Regions from separate parts of the Homo sapiens genome. Here region 1 is linked to region 2. The links are chromatin loops, found by intact Hi-C in ENCODE. Cell type or tissue: PC-9. All regions are shown on one strand.

The links. A loop is a pair of places that touch in the nucleus more often than their neighbours do. Peaks named below come from ENCODE experiments on the same cell type or tissue, not always from the same donor. Only the 100,000 strongest peaks of a DNase experiment are listed, where the experiment ranks them.
Region 1: a loop joins it to region 2, with 5 times the contacts of the local background. A loop is called at or near these places in 15 of 110 quality-filtered maps.

What each region holds. Positions count from the first base shown.
Region 1 is chr9:112,093,325-112,101,324 of GRCh38, forward strand. It overlaps SUSD1 (sushi domain containing 1), which reads right to left. Exons shown (of 17, transcript NM_022486.5): 10 at 5,146-5,338. Among named protein-coding and RNA genes, the nearest start is that of LINC02977, 57 kb to the left of the region's middle. RefSeq lists enhancers at 2,190-2,359, 4,409-5,328, 5,329-6,247 and a silencer at 4,568-4,687. In PC-9, CTCF peaks have their summits at 4,578 (motif pointing right) and 4,777; a DNase peak (open chromatin) is centred at 4,607; H3K27ac peaks cover 551 bases.
Region 2 is chr9:112,788,729-112,796,728 of GRCh38, forward strand. The region is part of intron 1 of SNX30 (sorting nexin family member 30); the gene reads left to right. Among named protein-coding and RNA genes, the nearest start is that of SNX30, 42 kb to the left of the region's middle. RefSeq lists an enhancer at 6,781-7,075. In PC-9, CTCF peaks have their summits at 4,699 (motif pointing left) and 4,900; no DNase peak of the experiment used is centred here.

The DNA.
Region 1 (8,000 bases), 700 kb before region 2:
GACTTGCTCTCTGGGACCCGCCTGTGCACAGGTACAAGGAGCACTCTGGGTATCTCCGGTCTCCAAGAGGTAAGCACCCAGTGTCTGTCACCGCCCTTTCCTCTGCTTTTCGGCCTGAGACTGGGTGGGTAAGCCAGGCAAGGGTCCCTTACAGACCCAACTGCCCATATTTCCAGGGGGAATTCCAGCAAGTAGGAAGTTCCACTTGGCCACAATAGCTAAACCTCATCCTTCAATATAGCTTTTACCTGAAATTCAGTTTTGGAGAGAGTTCCTGGAAACTTGCCCAGATCAATAAAGTTGATCCTCTATTTGTCATTTATCTATCTGTTTGTCCTGTTAATCTCAGATGGAAAGGAGAGGTAAGATTCAGTATCTCCCTGCAAAAGACAGATATACTGACTGGGGCCTTGAGTATAAAGATAAGAGCTGCCACAGCGGAGCAAGGCACCATGATGGAAGATGAGAGCTCCTGGTCTCTGCAGCTGGAATTCAGGAACAGATGAGGTAGGTAGATATCTGATTACCAGGAAAACTTTGCAAATCAGACAAAGCTCTAAGACATAGGCTTTTTAGGCAGGAGCAGATGGAATTATTTTAGCTACCACTTTTTTTTTATTTCAGTCTTTCTTTTCTTATTATGTCTCCGCCTGCAAGAGCTTTGACATTGCCCGGAAGTAGCTAAGGTTTATGTGGTTAGAGCAATGCGACTCAAAATGTGGACTGACAATATCAATAAGGCCTGAAAGCTTGCTAGAAATGAAAATTTGCTCCCCTCCCCAAAGGCCTACTGAATCAGAACCTCTGGGATGGGGCCCAGGAACCAGTGTTTTCATAAGCTCTCCAGGTAATCATTACACTTGCTAAAGTTTAAGATGCACAAAGGGAGCAATGGTGGGAGGTTTTAAAGAGCATTTTGGGGAGCTAGATATTAGTAGACAACATTAGATTAGCTTGCCAAAATTCCATTTCTCTTTATATTGTTTGGAATTTCATCCAGGGCTAAGGAGAGAACTGTAGAAAGACTGGATCCACGGTTTCTCCACAGGCTGAGTTCACCCCCACACCAAGGGCTTTTAAATGGCCCTGGATGATCTGTTTCACAGAAACTCAGACCGGGGATTCTAGATAAGAAACTCTTTGGGGGCTAAAGTAGAAAAAAAGTCCAGTGGAATTATTACAAACTCAAATGCTAAAAAGAAATAGCAAAAAGTGTACACCTAGAACTCTGTTCCTAGAAATGAGATTTTCCCCATCTCTGAAAATAGAATGAAGTCAGTTTACAAAACAGGTTTTGGTCTTGCAGACAGGATAAGATTAGGGAGAAACGATAAGATTAGGAGGAATGAAACAAAGTGAAGGAAATAACACTAAGAAGAAAATTTGAAATCATATTGGCCCAGTTAGAAAAATATGACAAGGAAAAGTTTTAAATAGGGGAGCGAGAATAGGCATTAATGAGAACTCTTCGTTTCTTCCTTAATAACTGGAACTGTGATACTCTATAGTTAAAGAAATGTGAACATGTTTAAAAAGAGAATCATCAGTGAATGATCAGTGTAGAATTCTTCAAGCATCACTAAGTGAGTTTCAAGGTGGCATTGTTTTTGTAAGATGGGGCAACAGGTATTGCACCGGCTATAAGGACATCTGCCTGGGAAATAGAGCTGTATTAAACAAGGTCCAGGGAGAATGAAAATTGATAAAGCCCAGGCCTGGGTTTAGGCCGAACTGAATAGAAAGAAATGCCTCCTAGTGAAAATGAAAGTGGGAAGAAGGTATTTTAACACTGGATGTTTATGGCAGGTCGAGAGCTCTGTGACATCATTCTTTCTCTACAGAGACCTCGGAGGCAGATTCCAAAGTAATATGTGAGGAGAACAAAAATCTAAGTCTGAAAACAAAAAGCAAATATAGAGAAGGAAAAGTACTAAGACCTAGCAAAAGGTATGAGTCCTACCTGGCAATAAAGACGGAACAGAAACAACTTAAATGGAAGGGTAAAGGCTTAGAGCTGAGCAGGACCTGCTAAGTAAGAACGTTCTCAGAGGGACCTTGAACATTGCAGGCTTATCTCTCTGATACAGAAAAGGAAGCGGGAGCAAGAAGTGTTTCAGTTTCCATCAAAGAAGCACCGACCATTTAAGTCTTGGAAATTCAATTCCAAGAAGGTAGGGCTTGGGCGAAATGCCACTAGCCCAGGGGGTTTCCTGGACCTCATCAGACCAGTGAAAGTTCAGGTTCTGGAAACCCAACAGCAGCTCACAGATCAGCTGAGGGTAATTCCCCATGGGAGACAAAAGGGAAAATCTCCTAACCAGGAAGTAGGACTCACAGGCAGACATTCAATAATAGGAGCCTGTGGAGTCCAGAACTAAAACAATTTGGGGGATCTTTCTGGGTTTAGAGAAATTCAGAGAAAAGAGTCAGAAATGGAGACAGGGAAGGAAGCATGCAAGATGATGCATTTCACTTGAAGAGTTTCCTAAGATAAATGTGGGGTGTCCTGCCCAGAAAGAAGGGAGACTCTTTCACTAAACAGATAAAGATCTTCAGCAATGGTGAAGCTTGGGTAGAAATAGGGCTCAAGGGAGCAACGAAAATGGAAAGGTTTTAATCTTTGGAACGGGCATCAAGAAAGACCTAGAGCCACCACTGCAAATGTCTAAAATTTTCAAGGAGAGTACAGTGTCAAAATGAATCCAACTACCCTGACGAGAAGACATTTCCCAATTTAAGTTTAAATTGACACGTGGTAGACTCCAGACTGCTTGGTAACCTACAGAGGCTGAACTATGGCATGCTACATTATACTTACTACTAGTAATTTAGGGAGGCAAAGGAGAAGGTAACAACAGGCTTCTTTCTGAACCTGACACCATGGGCCTCTCATTTATTATACTCATGCTAGAGTTTAGACCTCATCTCTCACCACTGTCCCCAGCTCTCTGCTCCAGCCATACTGGTTTCCATGACATTCCTAGAATATGCCAAGTATGTGCCTGCCTCAAAACCTCAGCATTTGCCAGTCTCCTATACACCAAAGGAGTAGCATCTATTACAAAACAAGATTCCTAGGTTTCAACAGCTAGAACACACTCTCCACTCAGCAGGACACTCTGGCCAAGACTCAGCAGAAAAGATGTAGGATAGAAAAAACTGGGGACTTCATGCCTTTACATTTTAGTTTATTTTACAAGGAGAGGTGGATTTATTTATTCTTATTTCTTTATCTGAGGAGATCTTGCTCTATTGCCCAGGCTGAAGTGCAGTGGCGCAATCTCGGCTCCCTGCAGCCTCAACCTCCTAGACTCAAGAGATTCTCCCACCTCAGCCTCCCAAGTAGCTGGGACCACAGGCTTATGCCACCACACCCAGCTAATTTTTGTATTGTTTATAGAGACAGAGTTTCACTATGTTGCCCAGGCTGGTCTCAAACTCCTGAGCTCAAGCAATCCACCCGCCTTGGCCTCCCATAGTGCTGGAATTAGACGTGAGCTACTGCACCCAGCTAGATTTTATTTATAGATTTTTATTTCTCTAAGAATTTAATAATTGGAGGGAATTCATATTCAATTTGCGAGCATTACTATGCAGCTGAAAATGTGTTGGGGGGTAGGTTTATGATGTCATGAGGTGCTCCTTGTGCAAACTCTGCTGATACAGACAGGACAAGGTGCCAGGCTCAATCTGATAAAAAAAATAGGATAAAAACTGAAGCCAGACACGGTGGCTCACACTTGTAATCCCAGCACTTTGGGAGGCTGAATTGGAAGACCTCACTTGAGGTCAGGAGTTCGAGAACAGCCTGGCCAACATGGTGAAACCCTGTATCTACTAAAAATACAAAAATTAGCTGGGCATGGTGGTATGCGCCTGTAGTCCCAGCTACTCAAGAGGCTGAGGCAGGAGGATCACTTGAGCCCAGGAGGTGGAGGTTACAGTGAGCCAAGATGGCACCTGGCCCTCCAGCCTGGGTGACAGAGCGAGACTCCATCTCAAAAAAAAAAAATTAATTTTCAGCCTCAGGTGCTACGTGGCTCTCATGAGTGTCTAACACATTTCAGAGTCTTTTTTTTTTTTTTTTTTTTGAGATGGAGTTTGGCTCTTGTTGCCCAAGCTAGAGTGCAATGGCGCAATCTCGGCTCACTGCAACCTCTGCCTCCCGGGTTCAGTGATTCTCTTGCCTCAGCCTCCCGAGTAGCTGGGATTACAGGCACACACCACCATGCCCAGCTAATTTTTTGTATTTTTGGTAGAATCAGGGTTTCATCATGTTAGCCAGGCTAGTCTCGAACTCCTGACCTCAGGTGATCTGCCAGCCTCGGCCTCCCAAAGTGCTGGGATTACAGTCGTGAGCCACCGCACCCGGCCCAGAGTCTTCTAAATGCAAAGGCCAAACTGCCCACCCTGACCCACAAAGAGCAGAGGTGAATATCACAGAGCGGCTTCAGGGAGGTAGCAGCAGGACCTACCCTCTTCTGCTGCTTTCCTTCAAAGGGGTAGCCTCTTCTGGTTGCCCGTAAATTTGTCTGATAAACCCACAGGATTAAAGAACAAAAGAAATAGTAGTGATGGCTGCACCACAGCCATCCCACTAGGGGGAGCTGTGGAGTTAATACAGCTGGCACCTATGTGGCTTCCTCAAAAGACTGCAAGGGAAGAATTTCTAAGGAGCCTGACCTTAATCAGGCCTCTGTTCTCTATGTCAAGTTAATTTGCTTATGCGTGGCCTAGTCCTGAGGCTGTATTGCCTGCCAGTGCCTGACACTGTGGGACCCACGTTTCTGGTCTCCTGGAAGTTCGTTCTACTTGCCGATAATGAATACCCTTAGGGTTCAGTTGTCTTAAATTTGGGGTGAGAGATAAAATGCTTTATGGAATTCTCAACTTAGGACTCCCAGGGAGCTCTGAATAAATCAGTCTATCCTTGGTCTGTGCCCTCTATGAGCCAGTACCCTTCAGGGAAGGGGATAAGTGGTAAGATTCAGGCATCCTGAACCCCAGACGCAGCTAACAAAGTTTGTTAGAACTGGAACCCCTGTCTCTTGACTCCCAAACTAGCACTCTTATGCCCGCCCACACTGCTCAATTCACATAGGTAATTTGTCCTGAGGCACAAAAAAGAAAGACGTCTACACCCACCTGCTGGGGGAGTTGCTATTGTTATTTGCACTGAGTGCCGCTTAGGAGATCTCAGCAGGGTCACATTCACCGTATAATCAGTCGTAGGGTACAGATCCAAACACACTACAGGCACTTGTTCCCTCGTTGTGAAGTTAAACGATGTTGCATGAGAAAAGTTAGCCAGATACCACCTCTGACCCAGAACGGTAAACTGTCATGAGATTAAAAGAAAGTGTTACATTAGATTTTCCATTGACTAACAGGTGCCTAGACTATTAGCAAAATGGAGTTAAAACAAGAAAGTTCCTTTTATTTATCCTTGCCCACTTAGAATTACTTTTAAGACAATAGCAAGCTAACCTGAGGAAGGACTTGACAAAGCTACCTTACCTGTCCTCACAATCAGGTATAGGACCAAGCTTAATATGCATAACTACATCTCAGATGAAGAAAATATTAGTCTATTCCAAAATAATCCCTTGATTATAACGCAAGTGAAAGAGATTACATTGGAGCTAATGGGCAAAATTATTTTTTTTCCTCCTTCCCTTCTGAATACTTCGTTCTCTCTCTCTCTCTCTCTCTCTCTCTCTCTCTCTCTCTCTGTCTCTTTTCTGAGACAGGGTCTTGTTCTGTCACCCAGGCTGGAGTGCAGTGGCACAATCTTAGTTCACAGCAATCTCAAACTCCTGGACTGAAGTGATCCTCAGCCTCCCGAGTAGTTGGAACTACAGGCATGCACCACCACACCTGGGTAATTATTTTTACAATTAATTTGTAAAGACAGGATCTTACTTTGTTGCCCAGGCTGGTCTCAAACTCTTGGCCTCAAGCCCACCTCAGCCTCCCAAAGTGCTGGGATTACAAGTGTGAGCCATTGCACCCAACCAAAATTCTTTTAGTTTCTTTTCATTGTAAGAAATCCATGGACAAGCCTCATAGAACAGAGTACTTAAACTAGGTGGGTTCCTTAACCCTACCCATGGAAGAAAAAAAAAACAAAAACATATGGGGACCACCCCAGATTATGCATTCAAAGCAAATGCCATGGTACTTCACTGGACCCTTCCTATTAGACCTCTGGTAAAAGGGCTTTTGATCCATGGAGTCATATCACACACTGTCACCTAACCATCCTCTACGCACTGCCAGCTCCAGCAGGGAATTATAGGGAAAAAACTTTCGTGAAGGTCCTATAAGTAATATGATCAGCCCTTGATCAGTTAGGGTGCATTAGCTGGTGGAGACATATGCTCGGTGTTGCCACTGATGCTAGCACCATTGTCTATACCACCCTCAATCCCTCCTTATTCCCATCAATCACTAACTCTTCTCTTATCAATTTTGACAGTCATCCAAGACCCTGACAGGTGGTTCATAAGGATTCTTCTCTCTCAAACTCTTTGAATTCTCTTGGATAACTTAAAGGTCCTTACAGATAAACCATCAAATGTTGGCCTCAGAGTTCTTTGAGCTCAATGCTATGAACTTCCTTCACTCCACTTTGGCCACCCATATCCATGGCCACAACCTAGACTATGCTATCGTCAGAGCTGCTCCTCCACGGTCTGGCAGTCCCCTATTCTTCTGGACCACTTACTAGTGAGGCATAATGTGTTCATGCGTGTTTAGGCAATACGTCTATTTTCTTTAGCAAACCGCTTTTAAATATTGACTTTTTTCCAGTCAATTTAAAAGTGTTTCACATGTCACACAAATTAACCTTTATCTAATTTTTTTGTTGTTGTTTTTTTAGACGGAGTCTTGCTCTGTCGCCCAGGCTGGAGTACAGTGGTGCGATCTTGGCTCACTGCAAGCTCCACCTCCCAGGTTTACACCATTCTCCTGCCTCAGCCTCCCAAGTAGCTGGGACTACAGGTGCCCGCCACCACGCCTGGCTAATTTTTTGTATTTTTAGTAGAGATGGGGTTTCACCGTGTTAGCCAGGATGGTCTCGATCTCCTGACCTCGTGATCCACCCGCCTTGGCCTCCCAGAGTGCTGGGATTACAGGCGTGAGCCACCACGCCTGGCCAATTCCTACTTACTTTCTATGACTCAGTATAACAGTCTTTGCTTCTGGTTAAAAAAATTGTACCTGGCCTGGCAAGTAGCTCACACCTGTAATCCCAGCACTTTGGGAAGCCAAGGCAGCTGGATCACCTGAGGTCAGGTGTTTGAGACCAGCCTGGCCAACATGGCAAAACCCCATCTTTACCAAAAATACAAAAATTAGCTGGGCATGGTGGGGCATGCCTGGAATCCCAGCTACTAGGGAGGCTGAGGCAGGAGAATTGCTTGAACCTGGGAGAGGGAGGCTGCAGTGAGCCAAGATCATGCCACTGTACTCCAGCCTGGACGACAGAGCAAGACTCCATCTCAAAAAAAACAAAAAAATTGTACCTGGACACACACACACACACACACACACACACACACAAATAAAATCTCTATTTTTATACTTATTTACTTTTATTATTCCATTATTAATTTACTTTTTGTCAAAGCACTCATTATACCATATTGTAGTTGCCTATTTACCTATATATTTCTATCAGTTTGAATTGGAAACTTCCAAGTCCTAATATGTGATATACTTCTGGTAAATAGAATAAATTAATTAATTTTGGCCTGGGCGCGGTGGCTCACACCTGTAATCCCAGCACCTAGGGAAGCTGAGGCGGGTGGATCACTTGAGGTCAGGAGTTTGAGACCAGCCTAGCCAATATGGTGACACGACATCTCTAATAAAAATACAAAAATCAGCAGGGCATAGTGGTGCACACCTATAATCTCAGCTACTTGGGAGGCTGAGGCACGAGAGTCGCTTGAATTTGGAAGGTGGAGGTCGCAGTGAGCCAAGATCGCCTCCCT
Region 2 (8,000 bases):
AGTTTTCAGTTGGCAAGATCCTGAGAATGAGGGTCAAAGTGGGCAGAAAAGAGAGCAGGATTTCAGGATTTTTTGTTTCTTTCTTGAGGCAGTGTCTTGCTCTGTGACTCAGGCTGGAGTGCAGTGGCACGATCTCGGCTCACCACAGCCTCAACCTCCTGGGCTTAGGTGATCCTCCCACCTCAGCCTCCCCAGTAGATGGGACCACAGGCATGCGCCACCACGCCCAGCTAATTTTTGTATTTTTTGTAGAGATAGGGTTTCACTATGTTGCCCAGGCTGGTCTTGAACTCCTGGGCTCAAGCAATCCTCCTGCCTTGGCCTCCCAAAATGCTGGGATTACATGAGTGCGCCACTGCACCTGGCCCCGAGAACAGGATTTTAGGTCGAGTTGTGTTCTCTTTGTTCGTGCCCTCTGGAAAGGTGCATTCTGTCTTTGTAGAAAGCTGTCTGCTTGTTCTGTTGAGTCCTCCAGGTGGCATGCACATCCTTGACCAGCAGCAGAGGAAGAATTTTTGTGTTGGGGATCTTAGTTATTGTTAGGAACAGGCTCTCGGAAATGCCTCTCGCCCTTGATTTTTGGGGATTTCTCAGCCTGGAATGTCCTGGCCAAGCTCTCCCCCAGCCTTGTTTTTCCATTTGGCAAGTCTACTTATTCTTCTCAAGTTGCCCCCATCCATTCATGGAGCTCTGTTCATAGCCACTATTGCATTGCATCAGAGTTAGAGGTCTCATGTCCATATTCCCAACTAAAGTTATTTAAACACAGATGCTATATTCTGTTTTGTTTGGTAGCACTGCATTGGGATTTTGGCCTTGTGTATTCGGTGTTTAGTATATGCTTGAAATACTGGATCTTCCTTAGAAGGAATGAACAGGAATTGTGTATGGTAAATGCAGCTGAGAGTTGGGGAAAATCTTGGCTCCTAAGAATCATAAGAATGTCTGGAGAAGTGAATGTTAGTCTGGAGATTCTTAGAAAAATCTATTAACAGACACTGGTAAGTTTGCCAAGGAATGTGGACCTGGATTCTTTCATTTTGACTTTATGATCTTGTTAAGAAGTGTTCTTTTGCATCAGGCCAATGGGTAGAATTTGCTTGAAGGGCAGATTTTCTAATAGAAAACCTATGAAAAACATTTTCAGTTTCTAAACAACTTTAGTGACAAAGCTTTGAAACAGGTGATCTCTTAAACCATGTCTAAAGAAAAAGCCTTGCCTTATGAAAAATGGTCCTGAATCCAAAGTAGAAACACATAAAACTGTTCAGGGGGGATACTAACTTAGAAACCATAGGCTATGGGCCTTGGGAACTTGGAGATACTTGTACAAGCAACCTTGGAGTTTTTGGAGAATATTTGAGATGGGAATTCCTGGGCTGTGTGGCAAGGGAAACTGAACTTCCTACTAATAAGCAAGTAGCAGTGCAGAACTTGAGACTTACTATCAATAGTTAAGATACATTTGAATAACTCTCCAAAACAAAAGATAAATCTCTATGTCTTAATATTCCCTACTTTTTATATCACTGTGTCCTATTTAGACTGTTAAAAATTATACAGACATTTTAATGATTATATGTACTAGTCAGCTTTGCTGTGGTAATAACTCCAAAAATGCTAAGGTGTGCAACAAACATGTATTTCTAGGTCATGCCGTGTGTCAGTGGCTGTGAGTCAGCTTCTCTGGCCCTCTCCTGCAAGTCTTCCCATTCCAAAGGAGCAGCCCCTGTTTGGGACACACTACTTTCAAAGTCGAGGAGCAAGGGAGCTGGTGGAAGCATGCGTTGGCTCTTAAAGGATCTGCTCTGATCCGATGTACATTCATGTACCATGTACCAGTGGCTGGAGCAAGTCACGTGTCCAAGGCCAAAGTCAGTGTGGTGGGGATGTGTCTTCCTGTGGGAAGTCACTTGGCAATAAGAAGAATATATGATCCTTTTAAAGGATGGGAAGTTCATAATTATGAACACTAATGCAATCTACCATATAGTCTTTGTCCTCCACTTCTTTCCCAGAACATTTAGTAAATATAGCAGTTCATGTTTACCATTTAAAAATGCTTTAAACACATTTGCTCCCTATTATGTATATTACAAATTTTAGATAATTTGGGAGGAGCCTGACCTATTGCCATGAACTCATGTGGCAGATCACTGTATGAGTTCAAGTATTCTTCTCTATATTATTGCGGTAACTAGACTTTCCAGAATGGTTTTGAATTATGGCAAATACTTTATATCTGAATGTAGTGGACATGGCTTTGTGATTTAAAAGGTCTTCATTTTTAAAATATGTCCACTACATTTTTTATTGTTTTATTGTTATTGGAGATAATTTACAGAGCATGAAATTCACCATTTTAAGGTATATAATTGAGTGTATATTCACAGGGTTGTGCAACCATCATCGCTATCTAATTTTAGAATATTTTGTCACCCCAAAAAGAAATTTGGTCTTTATTAAGCTGGCTCTCCCTGTTCCCCCTACCTGTAGCCCCTGGCAACCAAGTCTGCTTTCTGTCTCTCAGGATTTGCCTGTTCTGACATTTCATATAAATGGAATTATATAGCATGTGGCTTTTCTCATCTAGCTTCGTTCACTTAGAATAATGTCTTCAAGATTAATTGCTGATGTTTTCTGATAAATACTTTTAAACATATTTAGGAACTTTTTTTTTTTTTTTTTTTTTTTTTTTTTGAGACGGAGCCTTGCTCTGTCGCCAGGCTGGAGTGCAGTGGCGCAATTGCGCTGCTCACTGCAACCTCCGCCTCCTGGGTTCAAGCGATTCTCCTGCCTCAGTCTCCCAAGTAGCTGAGACTACAGGTGTGTGCCACCACGCCCAGCTAATTTTTGTATTTTTAGTAGAGATGGGGTTTCACCATGTTGGCCAGGCTGGTTTCAATCTTTGACCTCGTGATCCACCCGCCTTGGCCTCTCAAAGTACTGGGATTACAGGCATGAGCCACTGCACCTGGCCGGGAACTTTCTTTTTACTTCTTAATTTTACTTAGAGATTTAAATGGAATGGCTGATATGAGTGATGCCAGTAAATATTTTGGTAGTTTTGGACATGAGTATCTTCAACAGTGGTTGAAGTAATGTATATTAATGTAATATAGTGTAATGAAGTAATGTTATTAATGTAATAAATTGTATTGATAAATTTCCTAATGTTAAATCATTCTTGCTTCCCTGGAATACATTTGACTTGATCCTGGTATATATTTTTTTTCCAAAAATTCTTTTAGTGTACTGTTAGTTGTTACTTTATTAATGATGTTTATGCTTGTTCTCAGTTTTCTTTTTTGTCCTAATATTTTGATACCGGATATAGATAGTCATCATGAAATGATTTGAAAGGTTTCTGCATTTTAAAATTATGTCTTAGAATATTTGAATAAAGTAGGACTTACTCTTTGAAGGTTCATGAGTGCTCACTGTGAAACACTTGGGACCCAGCTTACCTCTTCGTGGATGTTCTCTGACAACAGTTTTGTGGTTATTTATCTGTTTAGGTTTTTTCTCTCTATTTAATTTCACCTTGATCACATAATTTTTCCTAGAAAGCCAGCTAGCTCATATAGATGTCCAAATTTGTTGGCATAGTTATTCACAGCACAACCTTTTAATTTACAATCATACATAGACACAAGTTCTAAATAGTTATTGCCTGTTCCCTTTTTCCATTTTCCTCTTTTTTTATTTTTTATTGAGACAGCATCTCTCTCCGTCGCCCAGCCTGGAGTACAATGGTGCGATCTCTGCTCACTGCAACCTCTGCCTCCTAGGTTCAAGCAATTCTCATGCCTCAGCCTCCTGAGTAGCTGTGACTACAGGCTTGAGCCACCACGCCTGGCTAACTTTTTGTATTTTTACTAGAGACAGGGTTTCCCCATGCTGCTCAGGCTGGTCTTGAGCTCCTGGGCTCAAGCAATCCACCTGCCTCGGTCTCCCAAAGTGCTGGGATTATAGGTTTGAGGCCACTACACCTGGGCCATTTTCCTTTTTCTATATTGTTCAGATTTCCTAAGTTTTAGTTTATCTGATTCATCTTTCAGAAGAATTAAATTTTGCTTTTGTTTATAACTTTTGTTCTTTTCTGTTTTAATTTATGCTTTCATTTTTAGATTCTCTTTCCACTTTCTTTAGGCTTTTTTTTTTCTTTTTCTTTTAATGGGAACACAGAGTAAGTCTGGCCTAAAGGGTTCTGTTTTATGGGCTTCATCTTTTTCAAATGCATGTTTATCTGTTATTGAGGACTCTTGCTTTTTTTGTGTTTTGGTTTTCTTAGGTCTGAGTGATGAGCTAATGCCATTTTGAGTTGTTTTTATGGTTTACTTGCCTCTGATGAGATAATAATTCAGACCTGCTATTTGCCCCCATCAGAACAAGTGGATTATATTGGATCCTCTGTGTTTCTACTTGATGTTGTTAGCATTGTCTTAGATCCATAGATTACTAGTTATCTGTCAGATGGGAAAGAAGCCTGGCTTTCTCTGTGTTTTAGCTGCTCCCCCCATCTCAGTAGAGCTCAGTCCCCCCAGCATTTGCAGTCTGGCCTGCTTTGGGCTTGTTGGACACACCCCAGGGCAGCCAACCCAGATGCCTTCATGTTCCTATGAGCTGCTGCTTCCATCTCTACCCATCATGCGGGGGGAGAAGGCCATGTGGGCGGGGTGCCCTCTGCTGGTGGCCCACACTTGGTGTATTTGCCTGTGCTTGGCATCCCCTTGGTCACAGTCACAGCAGCCAACTCCTTGGTGGTCCTGGATTGCCCCACTGCCAAACCTTCCATGTCCTCTACTCCCCACTGACAATCACACTTTCAAATTAGCGTGCGTGTAAAGGGGGTTCAAGGACATTTTCTACTTATTAAGTAACCTCAATAACCTGAAGTAACTTCGGTGACATGGGTTAGATTCCTCTGGGTTCTTTTTTCAGTTGTGGCCCAGGTAGAACCAGTAGACAGCCTTTGAGACCTTTGGCATTTGGATGGCACCCTTTCCTCATTTCCAGTATTGATATGACTCCAGTCACTGTTTTTCTTGTTCTTTTTACCTCCACTGTTTTTTGTTTTTTTTTTTTTCTTTCATTCTCTAGGTTAAATTAGTATCTGGAGGGTGGAAAAAGGGAGAACGCAGAGGCTTGTGTTCAACTCACTGAGTTTATCTAGAGGTCTAGCTTTCTAATTTTTTAAACAAGTGTGTCACATTACACATACAAACATGACCGCTTCCTGGTTATTGAGCCTTTGGGATTTTTCTAGGTTTCACTCTGTGTTCTTTGTATCATGAACATCTTTGAACAGAACATTTTTGAGATTATCCCTTTGAGTTTATTCTCCAAAGTGGGCTTAGCTTTAGTTTTACAACAAAATCAACAATCAAGAATATTCAGTTTGTATAGAACACATTCATTCATTTTTTTTCTTTTTTTTTGAGATGGAGTCTTGCTCTTGTCGCATAGGTTGGAGTGCAGTGGCGTGATCTCAGGTCACTGCACCCGCCGCCTCCCAAGTTCAAGCAGTTCTCCTGCCTCAGCCTCCTGAGTAGCGGGGATTACAGACGTGTGCCAACACCCCTGGCTAATTTTTGTATTTTTAGTAGAGATGGGGTTTTACCATGTTGGTCAGGTTGGTCTTGAACTCCTGACCTCGTGATCCACCCGCCTCGACCTCCCAAAGTGCTGGGATTACAGGTGTGAGCCACTGCGCGTGGCCAACACATTCTTTAAGCATCTGCTGTGTACCTGGCACGAGGGGGGTAAATTAAGAAAAGTAATATGCAGTCTGTGTATTCAGAGAGCCATCATTTTACCCTTAACGTAAAGATGCCTTGAGAGGCTTTGTCAGGCTCCTCTGAGACTAGATCATTCACTTGCCCATATTCCTCCAATAGAATCAAAAAGAGAAATTAGATTGTTTTAGCATAACTTATTTTTATTAAAACTATATTGGCTCCTAGTCTATACCACTCTCTTCATAAATCATATGTTTAATGTAATATAAAATTTTGCCAGTGATTTATGTTAATTTAATATTCTGTCTTGTGGCTGGCTGACCATAATGGTGTATCTTAAAATTGAAATTCTTTGAACCAGAGGAGTTTGTAAAGCAACCTCACTCTGCATCTGTCTTCCTAGGGTAAAGTAAAAGTGGGAAGGAGTAAGAAATGCTCTTATAATGGAAACCTACATGGTGAAAATTGGTATTTTGCAACAATGGGGAGTTTTCATTATTAATCAACTATGTAGTTGTAACTCTTCACAAAGGCTATTCTGGATATCCTTTGTTATAATAAAATCATTAAGAAAATATATTTGAGGCCCCAACTGTGGGTCTCAATGCAATTTTTATTTTTTAGCAATTATTGTGTGTCTGCTATGAACCCAGCCTCATAGTTTATAAGAGGATGCAAGAATACTTACAAGCACGTGTGTGTGTGTCTGTGTGTGTGTGTATGAGAGAGAGAGAATAGTGATACAGCACCAGCCATGTACCACACACTATTCCAACTGCTTCCATATACTAACTAACTCAATCCCACTATACCCATTTTATAAATGAGGACATCGGGGCTTAGATTAAGAAGCTTGCTTAAGTTGCACTGGTAGTAATTAGTGGTACTGGGATTCAGAACTGGGCAGTCTGGCTCAGGTTAGCCTCAGTTGCTTGTCCTTCCACAGACATTTATTGAGTACTTTTGATAGGCAAGGGATTGAATTTGGTCGTTTCTAAGATTCATTCATTCATGAAATACTGAGTACCTACCATGGGCCAGGGTAGCATAGGAGGGAAGAATCTGGAGTATGTGGCAAGGTCTGATTGACTGACTCTCCCCTCCCTCACTCCCAACAACTGATTCGAGAACTAACTTCATACTGTCTGGCCAAGACATTTCAGATCTTTATGTGGGCTGTTCCTGGAAGGTTATTGGCTGAGGTTCCCAGGGCAAATGTTAGGGGAGTTGGCTTGAAGTCACTACCCGACCTGGGGAGACAGAAAGATAATCACACACACACACTCACAGTACAGTCACACACACACACACACACACACACACACACGCACACATGATGAGCAAGGCACAGTTGCAGTCACTGGGGACTTACAGTGTTTGTGGATAAGTTTGATATATAAATAAATGATTAAAACTACAAAATGCTTCAGTGGAGGTGTCTTCAAAGTATTGAGAAGGGTGTGAGTAATTCTACCAGGGAGTGGGTCAAGGAAAGCGTTAAAGGAGAGGGGATTCAAGCAGATTCCTGGAAGATATTTGGAGATTATTATGTACAGCAGGGGAGCTTTTCCAGCAAAGATAAGGGGCATGAAACTGCTGGGTGGTTCCTGAGAACTGGTCCCTCGGATGTGGAAGGAGGTGGTAAGAAAGGAGGCTGCTGAGATCAAACCAGGCCAGATTGTGGGAAACCACTGTCTGAGCTGATTTTGGCATCTCTGCCTTAAGATTGTGAATTCTTTTTCTTTTGTGCAGTGTCTGTCCACTGACAGAGCTGTTCGGAGGCCCGGTGTGCTAGTGTTGATAAAATGTTAAGGGAGGGCCCCTGTGATGCCTAGCATGGCATCCTGCCTGAGGTCAGTGTTTAAATGTTTACTGAAATAACCAAGACATGATGTTTATCCTGGAGTTCCAGAGAAGATGTTGTCCCCCTACAAATCCCCAGACACTGGGGTGTGGACGCCGTGTGTCCCGTGGTACCAGTACATTGAAAAGGCAGTCCCATCAGTGGCTGCTGCTGTAGTTGGACTCTGCAGTCACGTCCACACTGAGAGGGGCTGTTGAAGGTATGACGTCCCAGCTGATGAGCTTGTCCATCTGCCCTGTAGTCAGAAGCATAACGGAAGAGAAGCGGAGGGGGGAGGTCTATTGCCATGAGTACCTTCTGTGAAAAATGGTACCCTTTTAGTAATTACAGTTTTTTTGATATTGCGTAGGTATGTGATTAAATGATCTGTGGTCAGCAGAAATGGGAGTTGAAGG